Regions from separate parts of the Homo sapiens genome. Here region 2 is linked to region 1. Evidence: read pairs that join two places in POLR2A ChIA-PET (ENCODE). Cell type or tissue: GM12878. All regions are shown on one strand. Each heading gives the region's core, and the rest is flanking DNA. Links, peaks and the distances in the headings are about the cores only. Region 1 has its middle 21 kb from the start of HK2-DT. Region 2 overlaps LOC102724497 (a long non-coding RNA gene).

Evidence for each region. Peaks named below come from ENCODE experiments on the same cell type or tissue, not always from the same donor. Only the 100,000 strongest peaks of a DNase experiment are listed, where the experiment ranks them.
Region 2: POLR2A ChIA-PET joins it to region 1 with 6 read pairs; 3 of 35 experiments call an interaction of 5 or more read pairs at or near these places.

Annotation. Positions count from the first base shown.
Region 1 is chr2:74,809,493-74,816,412 of GRCh38, reverse strand. No RefSeq gene overlaps it. Among named protein-coding and RNA genes, the nearest start is that of HK2-DT, 21 kb to the left of the region's middle. In GM12878, for the core only: no CTCF peak of the experiment used is centred there; no DNase peak of the experiment used is centred there; H3K27me3 peaks cover 153 bases.
Region 2 is chr2:74,729,523-74,736,442 of GRCh38, reverse strand. The region is part of intron 2 of LOC102724497 (a long non-coding RNA gene); the gene reads right to left. Among named protein-coding and RNA genes, the nearest start is that of SEMA4F, 79 kb to the right of the region's middle. In GM12878, for the core only: no CTCF peak of the experiment used is centred there; a DNase peak (open chromatin) is centred at 3,185.

The sequences.
Region 1 (6,920 bases), core at 1,392-5,391:
ATACAGTGGTTAACATGTCAAGTGTGATCCTTACCTGAAGGAAGCTTACAGTCTAAGGAGGCATGAGAGATTTAAAAAGTAAATACCCAAATAAATATGTATTACAAGTTGTGTTACAGGCTATGAGGGAAAAAAAATGTGGTCTCTGAGAGTGAGAAGCTGGCAGCTGATTTTAGGTTGTGTGGTCAGGAAAGAGGGCTGCCTTGATGGACAGCTCTAAGGGACATTGTTCATGAAAATACAATGTGCATGACATGCCTCAGTGCCAGGCAGAGTGGGGGCCAGAAAGCCTTGCAGGAGAGGGAACCACATGCTCACAGGCACTGAAGCAGGAAATATCTTGGCAAGAACATGCCTCTGTGAGAAGTAGAGCAGGGCCAGCATAGATGAAGGGGGCGTGAGATGAACCTCAGCTCCAGGGAGAATCTGAAAGGCTATGAGAGGAAGGTGGGATTTTTATTCCAAGTTCAATGGGAAGCCTCTAAAGGGTACTAAGCAGGTCAGTGGCATGGTTCAGTGTGTGTGTGTGTGTGTGTGTGTGTGTGTGTGTGTGTGTATACATGTCATATGCCACATAATGATATTTCAGTCAACAATAGACCGCATATACAACAGCAGTCTCATAAGATTATAATATCATATTTTTACTGTACCTTATCTATGTTTAGATACACAAATACTATTGTACTCCAATTGCCTACAGTACTCAATAGAGTACCATGCTGTACAGGTTTGTAGCCTAGGAGCAATAGGCTATACCATACAGCCTAGGTGTGTAGTAGGCTCTACCATCTAGGTTTGTGTAAGAACACTCAATGATGTTCCCATAATGACAAAATCACCTAATGACGCATTTCTCAGGACATATTTTCATTGTTAAGAGACATGTTGACTGTGTATATATACAGCATTCCTAGGTATCTTCAAGGAATTGCTTCCAGAACTCCCCAGGGACACCAAAATACTCAAATTCCTGATATAAAATGGCATAGTTTTGGCATATAACCTACACACATCCTCCCATATACTTTAAATCATCCCTAGATTACTCCTAATACCTCATACAATGTAAATGCTATGCAAACAGTTGTACTGTATTGGTTTTTTAATTTGCATTATTTTTATTGTTGTATTGTTATTTTTAATTTTTTTCAAATATTTCTGATCCGCAGTTGGTTGAATTTCTGAATGCAGAATCTGCAAATACAGAGGGGTGATATTTTAATCACTCAGGCTGTTGTCTGGAACAAGGATTGGAAAAGAGCAGAAGGGGAACTGGTCAACCAGTTAGGAGGCCACTGAGCCAAACAGGCAAAAGATGATTGTGGTCTGGCAAACGATGATGGCTGTAGAGAGGGAGAAAAGCGGGTGGAGTCAAGACATGTTTTGGAGATAGAACTGACAGCACTTGCTGGTGGATTGGATATGAAGGATGAAGAGCGACTCCAGGTTCCTGACTTAAGCAAGTGAGAAGTACCCTTTATTGAGACAGAAATATGGGGAAGAATGGATTTGATGGATAGATCTGGAGTTCCATTTCAGACATGCTAAACTGAAATGCCTGTGATAACTCAAGCGGAGATCACAAGTGGACAGTTACATGAGTTTCTGTTCATATCAGAAATCTGGCTGCAGGTAAAATTTGGGAGTTGTCAAGTTCACTTATATTTAGAGGCATGGGAAAGGATGAGATCCTCTACTGAAGGGGTGTGGACAAAGAAGCTTTCATTCCTAATGTGCTTGAACTTTTTTAGTCTCTCATACATTGTGGACCACACTATAGAATGTTTTCCTGCAGCAGCTGGGAGCAAGTCTTCACCTTTGTCTTTGACAGTACCGACAGCGAAGCTACCTTTCTCTCCTCACCAGCAGATGTCTGCCTAACTTGATGCTTATAGAGTGCTGGGCTAGAGCACAGTGCCTCTTCTCCAGGGTCTCAGATCTTCTGCATGTGGGATTTACTTTCCACCTCTTTAACTCTAATCCTAGGTCTGTTTACACATTGATTAAAAGGTCCTTAAATTGTTTTAGGACATAAAGATGTTTTTCTATTTCAAGGATGGCTTGGAAATAGAGATGAGCATACAAGGGAATGTGAGAGCATGCAGGATCTGTTTATTCTTCTCAACTCTTCTGTTTGTTTGAGTCCCAGTGTATGCTGGGTTTGATAACCAGGACTCAAGGAGAACTGAACCACCGACAGCTTTGTTTACTAAGGGTATACCAACATCCCTCTGTGGATCTGACATTTATATGCCTTATAGAGAAGATTTGGTTGGGTTTTTCTGTCCCATCCGATGTGGATCACCTGTACTAAGAGCTAAATTTTTCTCCAAGCCACCTCACAATGGGTTGAGCTCCATGATGTCCAATCTATACCCAGTCGCCTTTGGTTTGGGTAATGATCCCTGGTTCAATCAGTTATTGCAGCAGAAGCAAAGTTAGTTTCACTTGATATACAAGGCGGGTCCACTGCAATAAGACGCAGCCTCTGCTGGAGACCTCTAGACTCAGAAGCGGGTAAGGGGATCCCCTTTAGAGATCTGGCTCAAAGGAACTACAGTTCCTCGTCCCATCTGCAGAGCTGTTTTGACAAAACTCATCATATCTGTAGGTTCCAGAGTGTGACTCTTCAGTGTGGTGAGATTATAAAGTAACAAGACTGGTAGCTTAGAAGAACCCGCAAGATATGGAAGTACTTTCTTCAATTGCCTCATTAAATCTTTCACCATGATGTGTTGGCTGCTCTATTTTACAACTGCTTTCTGCAAAGCTCTATATGCATTTTATTTCTTTCAAACTTGAGAAAATTATTTAGGAGAGTTTCTGAACGTTCCTCATAGACCTCTTAATTTTGAGTTTAGCAATTTGGTCCAAGTAAATAGGATTGGTTCAGTTTTACAAAATTTCAAGCTACTAAAGAAGCTGAGAGCTTTGAGGTAAGAAGAATCAAAGTAACTTAAAGGCATGGTCAGTGAAAAATCATTAAACTAGCCATGCATAGACAAGTAGAACTTCCCTTCAGGGTAGAACTTCAGATACCTAGTGGTCAGATATCTGAGACACTTCAAAGAATTCCAGTGTGAGAGAAGACTTGACCTTTTAGGTCAACTGGAAAAGTCATCTAGTATGATGGGTTCCACGGAGGAAAAAGATATGGAGTGAAAGAAATGTGTCTTCTCTTCAGCTCAGCATTATCAGAGCCTTGTCATGTTAGGAGACAATTCTTCACAGGTCTCTGGCATTTGTGCATATCTTAGAGTCGGAGCACTCCCTGCCTCTATTTCAGACTATCTTTTCAAGGATGTCTGTGCAGCTAACAGCCCTGGAAGGTATAGTGTCTCCCTCCAGGGCAGGGTCAGGTTTGTTTACGCCCAGTATTAACAAAGATAGTATCTTTTTTCAGGGCAAAGTTCAGGTAGGCTTATTGTCTGTCACAAAACATTTTGTTTTTCTGAGACAGGGTCTCCCTCTGTCACCCAGGCTGGAGTGCAGTGGTGCAATCTCAGCTGACTGCAACCTCGACCTCCCCGGCTCAAGCCGTCCTCCTACCTTAGCCACCCAGGTAGCTGGGACCATAGGTGCATGCTACCACCCCTGACTATTTTTGTATTTTTTGTAGAGATGGGGTTTCATCATGTTGCCCAGGCTGCCTCCAACTTCTGGGCTCAAGCAATTCTCCCACCTCAGCCTCCCAAAGTGCTGGGATTCCAGATGTGAGCCACCGCACCTGGCCCATCACAAAAGATTTGAGTTCACTAAGCCTGGAATTCCTCTCTTATAATGTAACCCACAACAAGTGCAAGAATTACCTGGGTCTTTTGTCACCCTGTGGAAATTGAGGTTTGAGGAACCAATGCAAAAATAGGGATACTAGGCTGCTGCTATTACTTAAGTACTAACCTGTTCTTTGCCTCTGACCCAGGAGTCTTCTGTCTTCTGTTGGCATCTGTGAGTCAGGCTTGTTAGCTTGCAAGTACAGCAAAATCTCAAATCCTTCACAATTCTCGACAGTCAGGGATCTGTATAGGTCATTTTAGCCCAGGACTCAAGCTTATTTTTGTTAGCAATACCAAGAACTGTGTCACATAGACACATGGACACACAGGGGGGAACAACGCACACTGGGGCCTACTGGAGGGCAGAGGGTGGGAGAAAGGAGAGGATCAGGAAAAATAGCTAATGGATACTAGGCTCAATACCTGGCCGATGACATAATCTGTACAACAAACTCCCTTAACACACATTTACCTATGTAAAAAGCCTGCACATCCTGCACATGTACCCCTGAACTTAAAATAAAAATTAAAAAAGAAAAGGCACTGTGTTGGAACTTTCAAACAAAACTTTTCTGACAGCCCAGATAGAAGAGTTGTTTTACTTCTGATTCTCAGACTGCATGGACACATGCACAGTATTGTACTTTTTGTAAGACTCAAAATTCAAATCTTCTTCCAAAAGTTCCTCCAAAAAGTCTCAGCACTGAACAAAGTTTAGGGGACAGGCAGTACTGTCCATCCGTAGCAGAGGCCACACAACTGGACCAGATGTTTTCAAGTTCTCCTCCCTGATGGCAGCCAAGAACCTCACCCCACAACCACCATCAAGGGCTCTGCTTTCTCTTTCCTGGCTGGGATTGGGCTCTTCCCCTCTCCTCCCTGTTGCTTCTCCCTCCTAAACCCTTCAAATCCATCTCGCTCCCTTCTTCTCCACCATCCACACCTTCATCATCTCTTTCTAACCTGCCTCTAGCCTTCAGCTTCTCTCCTGTCAATCAGATCCTACACTGCCATCAGAGTTTACAACTTCCTTGAATCCCCATTGCTTTCAGCAGTTTTTGAACCAAGCAAACTTGATGGCTGCTGGTTTCTGTTTGATATTTTGAACTTCTGCTAAGATTATTTTGAAAAAAAAACAGGGGGGCAGGTGCCACTGCTTTAAAACTTTTTGGAAAAACACTAGTAACCTGAAGGATAAACTTCAAAGCCTTTAGCTTATTGTTCAAAGCTCTTTATAATATTGCCCCATCCCTGATCTTGCTCCCTCCCTCAAAATCCCTACACTTCAGCTGCTCTTCCTACACCCACATCACCATCTTACACACCTAAAATTTTGCCACACTCCTGTTTTGATCAAGCCTTACTGCCCACGGGATGAAGTCCAAGTTACTTCAGCTGGTGTTTATCACTCTCCCAGTTCCACCCTGCCCTAGCCTCCTTCCTGATGCAAACTCTTCTATCCAGCAAATTTGATTTCTTCCCAGGGTAGTGGAAACTGGGCTCCTCTGAGCCTTCTTTGAACCTTTGCTTACATATGGCTGCACCCTTTCTCTATTGTCCCTCCCCTTCACCCTGGTCTACTCCCATCTTCCACCCCAGACACAAGACATATACAACTACAATGGACAAAACCATCTCGGATCACTCCAGCCTATGCAGAATGCTCTGTGTGTGTGTGTGTGTGTGTGTGTGTGTGTGTGTGTGTGTGTCCAGCCTATCTGTTAACTCCTTGAAGGCAGAAACACCACACTCTTCTTCATACTCCATCCCCCCTCCCCAACACCCACACACATGCTCAGTACCTGGCAATAGCAGACTCCCAGTAAATATAGGTTGCTTCATGGATCTCAAGAATCTTTCCTGTGGCTCTCCCCACTTTTCCCACTTGAGTAACACAAATTCCTGATGCACCATGCTCTCTCTGATTCGACTCATGCTGTGTGCTACCCCATCGTCCCATTCTCAACCTGGAATGCACTGTCCTCTTCCCCCTTCATGAGCATTTCTACTTATTCTTTAGATGCAGTTCAGTGTCACCTTTTTGTCTAAACCAAGTTCTGTGTCATCCTAGACAACTTTAGTCATGAGGTTGGTTCATTCTGCGTCTGGATTCAGACATAAGCTCCTTGATCTTATGGTTCATTTCATAGACTTATATCAAATTTTGTAGCTCCCCCCAAAAAAAAGATAACACCCCACTCACCTCCAGGAGCCTTTCCACCATTGCTCTTATCATCTTGTATTATTATTGTCTGCTTCTTTGACCACCTTCTTCTAAAAGATGAGGAGCTTCTTGGGGGAAAGGACTAGGTTTTATCCAACTTTGTGCTCTCAACACATCACATATTCTATGTGCTTAATAAATACTTCTTAATAAAAATGTGAATTTTTTCAGCTACTCAACTAGGATAGTTAATTTTATGTTATTAATTTTTTTTTTTTTTGAGACGGAATCTCGCTCTGTCGCTCAGGCTGGAGTGCAGTGGCGTGATCTCGGCTCACTGCAAACTCCGCCCCCACCAGGTTCATGCCATTCTCCTGCTTCAGCCTCCCAAGTAGCTGGGACTACAGGCGCCCTCCACCACGCCCGGCTAATTTTTTGTATTTTTTTTAGTAGAGACAGGGTTTCACCGTGTTAGCCAGGATGGTCTTGATCTCCCGACCTCATGATCTACCCACCTCGGCCTCCCAAAGTGCTGGGATTACAGGCGTGAGCCACTGCGCCCGGCCTTATGTTATTAAATTTTAAGGACTTTATCTAATTGGATGAAGCCCACTGCATAATGAAAGGTAATCTGCTTTACTCAAAGTCTACTGATTTAAGTGATAATCACATTTAAAAGAATAGTTTGTCTGGCCGGGCGAGGTGGCTCACGCCTATAATCCCAGCACTTTGGGAGGCTGAGGCGGGCGGATTACCTGAGGTCGGGAGTTTGAGACCAGCCTGACCAAATGAAGAAACCCCGTCTCTACTAAAAATACAAAATTAGCCAGGCTTGGTGGCACATGCCTGTAATCTCAGCTACTCGGGAGGCTGAAGCAGGAGAATCACTTGAACCTCGGAGGCGGAGGCTGTGGTGAGCTGAGATTGTGCCATTGCACTCTAGCCTGGGCAACAAGAGCGAAACTCCATCTCAGAAA
Region 2 (6,920 bases), core at 1,263-5,262, 80 kb after region 1:
GTTCAGATACTACCCAAAGGAAACAAGTAATTTAAGCAAATGGATGGAAAGGCAATTATTAACCCTAGGAATATCCAAAAATGTATAAAAATAAAACATTATAATATACTCCTTTGCTCTGCAATAAACAATATTTACATAGTCATAATAATATAACATTTTATAATATAAAATAATATAATGAAATAATATATAAAAAATATAAATCTGAAATCAGAACAGAAAGAAAGTTATATCTCTTGTAGTTCATGAGAAAGCCAAAAGATAAAGTTTAAAATTGATGCCTCAAACCAATGATACGCACATATCAAATAGAATAAAAATAGAGATAAACGGCAAAGAAAAAAACTTAATAAGAATAAAGGAGTGGATGGGGCAGGAGACTGCTGTTTTTTCATAGGAGACTTCTGTCATTAACTTTTAAAGATATGTGTGTACTGCTTAGATAAAAGGAAAAATTAATTTCAAGAAATTAATGGCTGTGGTGGAAGTAGTCTGGAAAGGTTCCAGCAGGAAGAGCTGCTACATTCTGTCACTGAATTTAATCATTGAGCTACTCTCGACCCTGGGATGAGGCCAAGTAGACAGGCTCCTTTGAAAAGGGAAACCAATGACTCCTTCTGATTAGAGAAGGCTCGGAGGAGAGGGGGTTTGGGAAGGACCCTGCTGTGCACACCTGCCATGGCCATAATCTCTCTCTCTTATTCAATTTTTTGCCAAGTCACTGGGAGCAGGAAGCTGCTTTTTCTATTATATAGAGCAACAAAGGGGATGAGTGGTTTGATAATGAGGACTGATAACTGTCTAATACAGAGAAAGCCTGGGCTTCCCAAAAGCTTTAAATTACAACTTTGATCGCACTGATCAGGGTTCTTGAAGTTGCAGCTGGGACATAGAGAAGCCACAGAAGATGCAGTCTGAATGTTTTCTCAAACACAAAGAAAGACCTGGAGTCAGATTAAACAAAGATTTCCAGCTATTGAAGCAGATCAGTGGCGGGGGCGGTGGGGAGGTGGGAAACTAAGAGATGTTTCTGTGTCTTCAAATCTTATTATAAATTGCAGGTTGCCTTGTGTGTAAAGTGGAGATTAGAAATCGTTTAATTGCTGTTCAGTTTTAATGGAGAGTTTTATTTTAGTCAGAAAAAAACACAAATGGGTTATACAGGATGTGATAGTTTATGACTCAGTTAACCATACTTAGGAAAAACCTGTCTGCTTGGATCATAAGTCCAAAAGCCAGCCTCCACTATTCACACAAGTGGCAGCTTTACCTGGGCTACAGGCCTGGTGCCTAGGAGGAGCAATCACCTTACAGTGGCATTGCCTAACCTAGGACTTGGTGAGAAACAGCGTGTCCCTTCTGAGCCTGTGTATATTTTCAAACTAGGCTGTCTCAAGCCAGATGTATTTGTATATGTTCATCACAAATTCTGATTGAGGTAATGCTGACTTGATTCTGCAGACCAAAATTTACTGCATCTCAGATCTGTTTCAACAACTATTCCATTAAGATCCTTTGAACATCACATCTAATGTCCATCCAGTTAGGTAGTGTGGGGGTTGGGGTGGGAGGGGTTGAGGCCTGGCCTTCTCACCCCAGCTCTGCACAACTCTGAAAGTCACGTCTAGCTTCATCACTCTCTATAGGATCCATTGAGGGCGTTGTAACAACATCATAGCCAAGTTCTCCCTCTGCTCAATCCTGCTTTCTTCCTGCTTCCTGATTTTAGGAATACTTCCTAATTCATGTGTGCATACTAATCTCTAAAAAACAAACAAACAAACAAAAAACCCAGAAAACTCTTTGAACATTTAGTAAGAGCAGTAAAGATCTACAAACCAGAGATTATGGTCGTCATTTCCAAAGAGGTTTTTTTTACCAGACTTTGGCTGGTTTTTCATAAGCTGTTTTAACTAGATGCTAAATATCCCCCTCAAAGTTGATTTGATTTGGAAAAAAAAAAAGACAAAAAGATGGGCTCAGGACATAAATACAATGTGCAGTTCTACCCTCAGTAGAATGAACAAACCTAAATTCTCAGAGGTATCTTACATGACTTTTTGTGACTCCACAGATCTGAAACCACTATCTCAAACTGCAGAGCTCTTGGCTCCCTCAGATAACCTGTGGCAAAATCTCCCCTCATTACTGATGAAGTTTGAGATTTTCCTGGACTCTGGCTACCGTGGCCTGACCATTAGTCAAGAGATAGTCAGTCAGGGCCTCTTGTGCTCCCTGGGGGTATTCATGGTGGAGGAGGATATTAGCAGCATGGCTGTCTACACCAGCAATTCTTACAGCAGGTCATGGTGGAGTTCACGGGCGTGCACATGTGAGAAAGAAAAGGCCTGCCTCACTCCCTCTGTTACCTGCCTTCCAACTTCCTCTAGGAATAACATGCTAACAACACAACTTCCTCCACTCGGGTGACCACATACTATTCAATTACTGCTAGACTAGCACCATGTATTAAGTGATTAACATGTGCTAGGCCCATTTCTTATCTTATTCAATTCCCATAACAATCTCCAGAGAACATGGGTACCCTTTCCCAGATGAGAAAACAGAGGCTTTTAGAGGTTAAGTAATATGCCAAAGACCACATGGAGTTGGTATTCAAACTTATGCAATCTGAGCAGGCATCCTGTTTCTATTTATTTATTTTATTTTATTTTATTTTATTTTATTTTATTTTATTTTATTTTATTTTATTTTATTTTTATTTTTTAGATGGAGTCTCGCTCTGTCGCCCAGGTTGGAGTGCAGTGGCGTGATCTCAGCTCACTGCAAGCTCCCCCTCCCAGGTTCATGCCATTCTCCTGCCTCAGCCTCCCAAGTAGCTGGGAGTACAGGCATCCGCCAACATGCCCGGCGAATTTTTTGTATTTTTTAGTAGAGACGGGGTTTCACCGTGTTCGACAGGATGGTTTCAATCTCCTGACCTCATGATCCACCCGCCTCAGCCTCCCAAAGTGCTGGGATTACAGGCGTGAGCCACCACGCCCAGCCTTCTATTTATTTTTTTATAAATAAATTCAACTTGGGTTTCTGCCACAACCAAAAGAGTGTCATTCAATACAGAAAATTAATGTGATGGGCAAAACACGAAACCACAAAGCCAAAAGAAGAACAGGCAGCTGGGTCTCAGAAGCTTCTGCAGCCGCAGGGTCACACGCTCAGGGCTTCACCCCTTGTTTCTATTTCTCTACGTGTGTTGGTTTCTGGCACTGAGTGGTTGGTGATATTTTGGACGAGGATAAGTGTTTCTGTATTTCTGAGATTAAAGGTGATTTTCAATTTATTTTAACATTTTTTCTATCACTTTTTTTTGTTTTCTGCAATAAATTTATTTCTTATGTGATTTTTTAAAAGGCGTGAAGAACACAAATAAAATCAAAACAAACTCCAGAGTGCTCACTGTTCATCCCCTAACTGCTAACAATCCCAGAAAATACATCGGGCAGACTCCTAGATGCAAGAAAAGTGGACTGAATGTGGCTGGATAATATGCTGAAATGTCCTTTTTTTCTCTCTCTCTCTTTCTCTCATTTTCTTTTTCCCTTCTTCTTTCACCCCAGTTTAAGGAGTAGCCTACTCCATCTCAGAGGAGGTATGTCATGGGGCAAAATATAAAAATAATATGCAAAATACTTTCCTTCCTGGATTTTAATCCCAAGAACTTAAACAATAGAGAAGGGAGAAGAATTGAGGATGAAGGTAGAATATGTGGAAAAAGCATGAGCAGAAAAGGATTTCCTCAAAACTCAAAAAAAGACTTGCCAGGGAGGGAGTAGGAGGCAATAGTTACCAAAAATTAAGCTTTTTCTTCATTATTTTTTTTTCTTCTCCCCGCCCCGCCACCTTTTTTTTTTTTTTTTTTTTTTTTTGCTAGCTCCATACTAAATAATTATATAAAACTTTTTAAGGCACATTTCTAGTAATTCATACATTGAAGCATGTAAAATTATACATGGAAAGCACTGACATAAGGAAATATTTCAGCATCAACTGCAGAAGCACCTGAACAGGCACCCCCACCAAAAATATTTAGGAAGCTCTGCAGAGAGGAAAAAAGCTATTCGATCAAGGATCTGGGATTATTTCTACTTTGAAACTACTCATTATTAGAAATAACTACAGAGTTCTAGAGACAGAGATTAAGAAATAAAGTCCTGCAAAGATATATTTGTTACTCTGCTTTCTTAAGAACTTATGGGAATTACACATTAATGTTTTGTTTTTGGTTTTGTTTTTCCCCTGCATAAATGCCTCTGTTTTGGTTTCTGCTTCTCAGCTTCTGAATGTCACCCACCAAGAAGCTGTGAGCTGGATGCTCCACAGATATGATATACAGAGCCTTCCCTGCTGGCCTTTTTCCTTCCATCTGGAGATCAGCCCGGGTCCATAGGTAAATCACATCTTCCTACCTAATAATGACCAACTGCTAAAACCCAGGTAAGAGTACAAGGCTTGGAATTGGGGAAAGGGAAAAGGCAGCATTTTATCAGCTGATTCAATTTTTTGTTTGTTTTAAAGGCTTTTTAAAAATAAACTTATTTTGGAATAATTTTAGAAAAATTACAGAAAAGTTGCAAAGATAATACAGAGAATTATCATATACCCCTCACCTAGTTTCCCCTAATGTTACCATCTTATATTACATGGTACACTTGCTAAAACTAAAAAAAAAAAAAAAAAAAAAGGGTACATTATGATTAACTAGCCTTTATTCAGATTTCACCAGTTTTTCCACTAACATTCTTTTTCTGTTCCAATTCAGGAAATCACATTGCATTTTGTGATTTATAATTTTTAAGTTTAAGCTCTATTTTTACAAAAGTTAACATGTCCACAATTGAAAAAGGAAATGATCATACATGACTTATGAAAGGCAATCTTCTGCCCAAACCCTCCTTGCTTCTAATTTTCTCCTTCCAACAGCAAACAATTTCAACTTTCTCACTTTTTTCACCCTCTCTCCCTCGGTCCAGCCACACTGTTCTCTGAACATTCCTCAAGTATGCCAAGCCTATTCACATTTAAGGCCAAATCTTTGCTCAAGTTTTCTCTTTGTCATGTCTTCTTCCCAATAAAGTCTACCCAGACAGACCACTCTATTTAAAATTGTGGAGACTTCTGGTTCTGAAATGGCAGAACCAGAAACGAGTGTAGAAACAAGCTGGTGTAGAAACAAGCTGGCTTCACTCACCCCAAAGAAAACCAAGATCAAATATACAGTGCTGAGATTATCACTAGCAATAAATTATAACTCAAATATGAAGATGAGAAAGTTCTCCTGGCCTCAGAGAAGCGAAAAAAACTCCAAGCAGATGGTAAGAGACTTGGACTTCCATATCTGTGACACCCCTTTCCCCAGTCTGCCTAGCACAAAATGCATAGAAAATTTCCCCTGACGCATGGTTTCTACACTGGAAAAAGTGAGTTGGGGTGGACAACCAGCTTGCCCACCCTCTTGGTTCTCTGTCAGGAGACCTGTCCCTGCCTCAAACCACAGGATGCACTGGGAGTGCTTGAAAGGAGAAATCACCCTAAGGAAACTGAGGAGGCAGGACTACCATCTCCAGCTGTGAAAACTGCTCTCAGCCAAAGAAGACACCAAATTAGAGCAGCACCACACTGTAGGTTTGTTCCACATATCCTTGGGCATAAACTCTTAACCAGCCTTTCGATATTACCAGGATATTCCCCCTTGAGACCTACCCCATTCAGTACTGGTGGTACTCTGGTTGTTTAATAGAACCAGGGCAAACCCGGGCTTAAGGCACCATTTAGTGCCAAAAAGGAGGCAGCAACCTAGCAGTGGAACATAAGAAAGAAAATCAACTGATAAATTACAAAGAATCTCTAAGCAAACATACCCAATAAAAACCAAAACAAGCCAGACAAAGAAGACTGGAATAACTAATCCTTCAATGCAAAAACATAGACATACATCCACAAGAAACGGCAGCCAGTAGAGTGCTATGACTGCCTCAAATGAACAAAGCAAGGAACCAGTAACTGACCCTAACAAGATGGTGATATATAAACTCTCTGACCAAGAATTCAAAATGGCAGTTTTAAGGAAACTCAGTAATTTCCAAGATAACATGGAAAAGCAATTCCAAAATTTGTCAGAGAAATTTAACAAAGATATTGAAGCAGTTTTTTAAAACACAAATCTTGCGGCTGGGTGCAGTGGCTCACACCTGTAATCCCAGCAGTTTGGGAGGCCGAGGCAGAAGGATCACTTGAAGCCAGGAGTTTGAGACCAGCCTGGCCAACATGGTGAAACCCCATCTCTACTAAAAATACAAAAATTAGCTGGGCATGGTGACGCATGCCTGTAATCCCAGTTATTCAGTTGGCTAAGGCATGAGAATTGCTTGAACCTAGAAGGCGGAGATTGCAATGAGCCAAGATTGCACTGCTGCACTACAGCCTGGGCAACAGAGTGAGACTCTGTCTCAAAATTTAAAAATAAAATAAAATAAAGTATAAAAAATCACAAATCTTGAAACAGAAATACGTTTACTGAACTGAAAAATTCATTAGAGGCTCTCAACAGCAGAATGGATTAAGCAGAAGTAAGAATCAATGAGCTCAAAGACAGGCTATTTGAAAATACACAGAGGAGAAATGAGGAGAAAAAAAAGAATGAAAAGAAATACAGGTCACCTACAAAATATACAAAACTACCTCAAAAGACCAAATCTCTTTTTTTTTTTTTTTTTTTTTTTGAGATGGAGTCTCACTCTGTCGCCCAGGCTGGAGTGCAGTGGTACAATCTCGGCTCACTGCACTGCAACCTCCCCCTCCTGGGTTTAAGTGATTCTCCTGCCTCAGCCTCCTGAGTAGCTGGGATTACAGGCATGCGCCACCTTGCCCAGCTAATTTTTGCATATTTAGTAGAGACG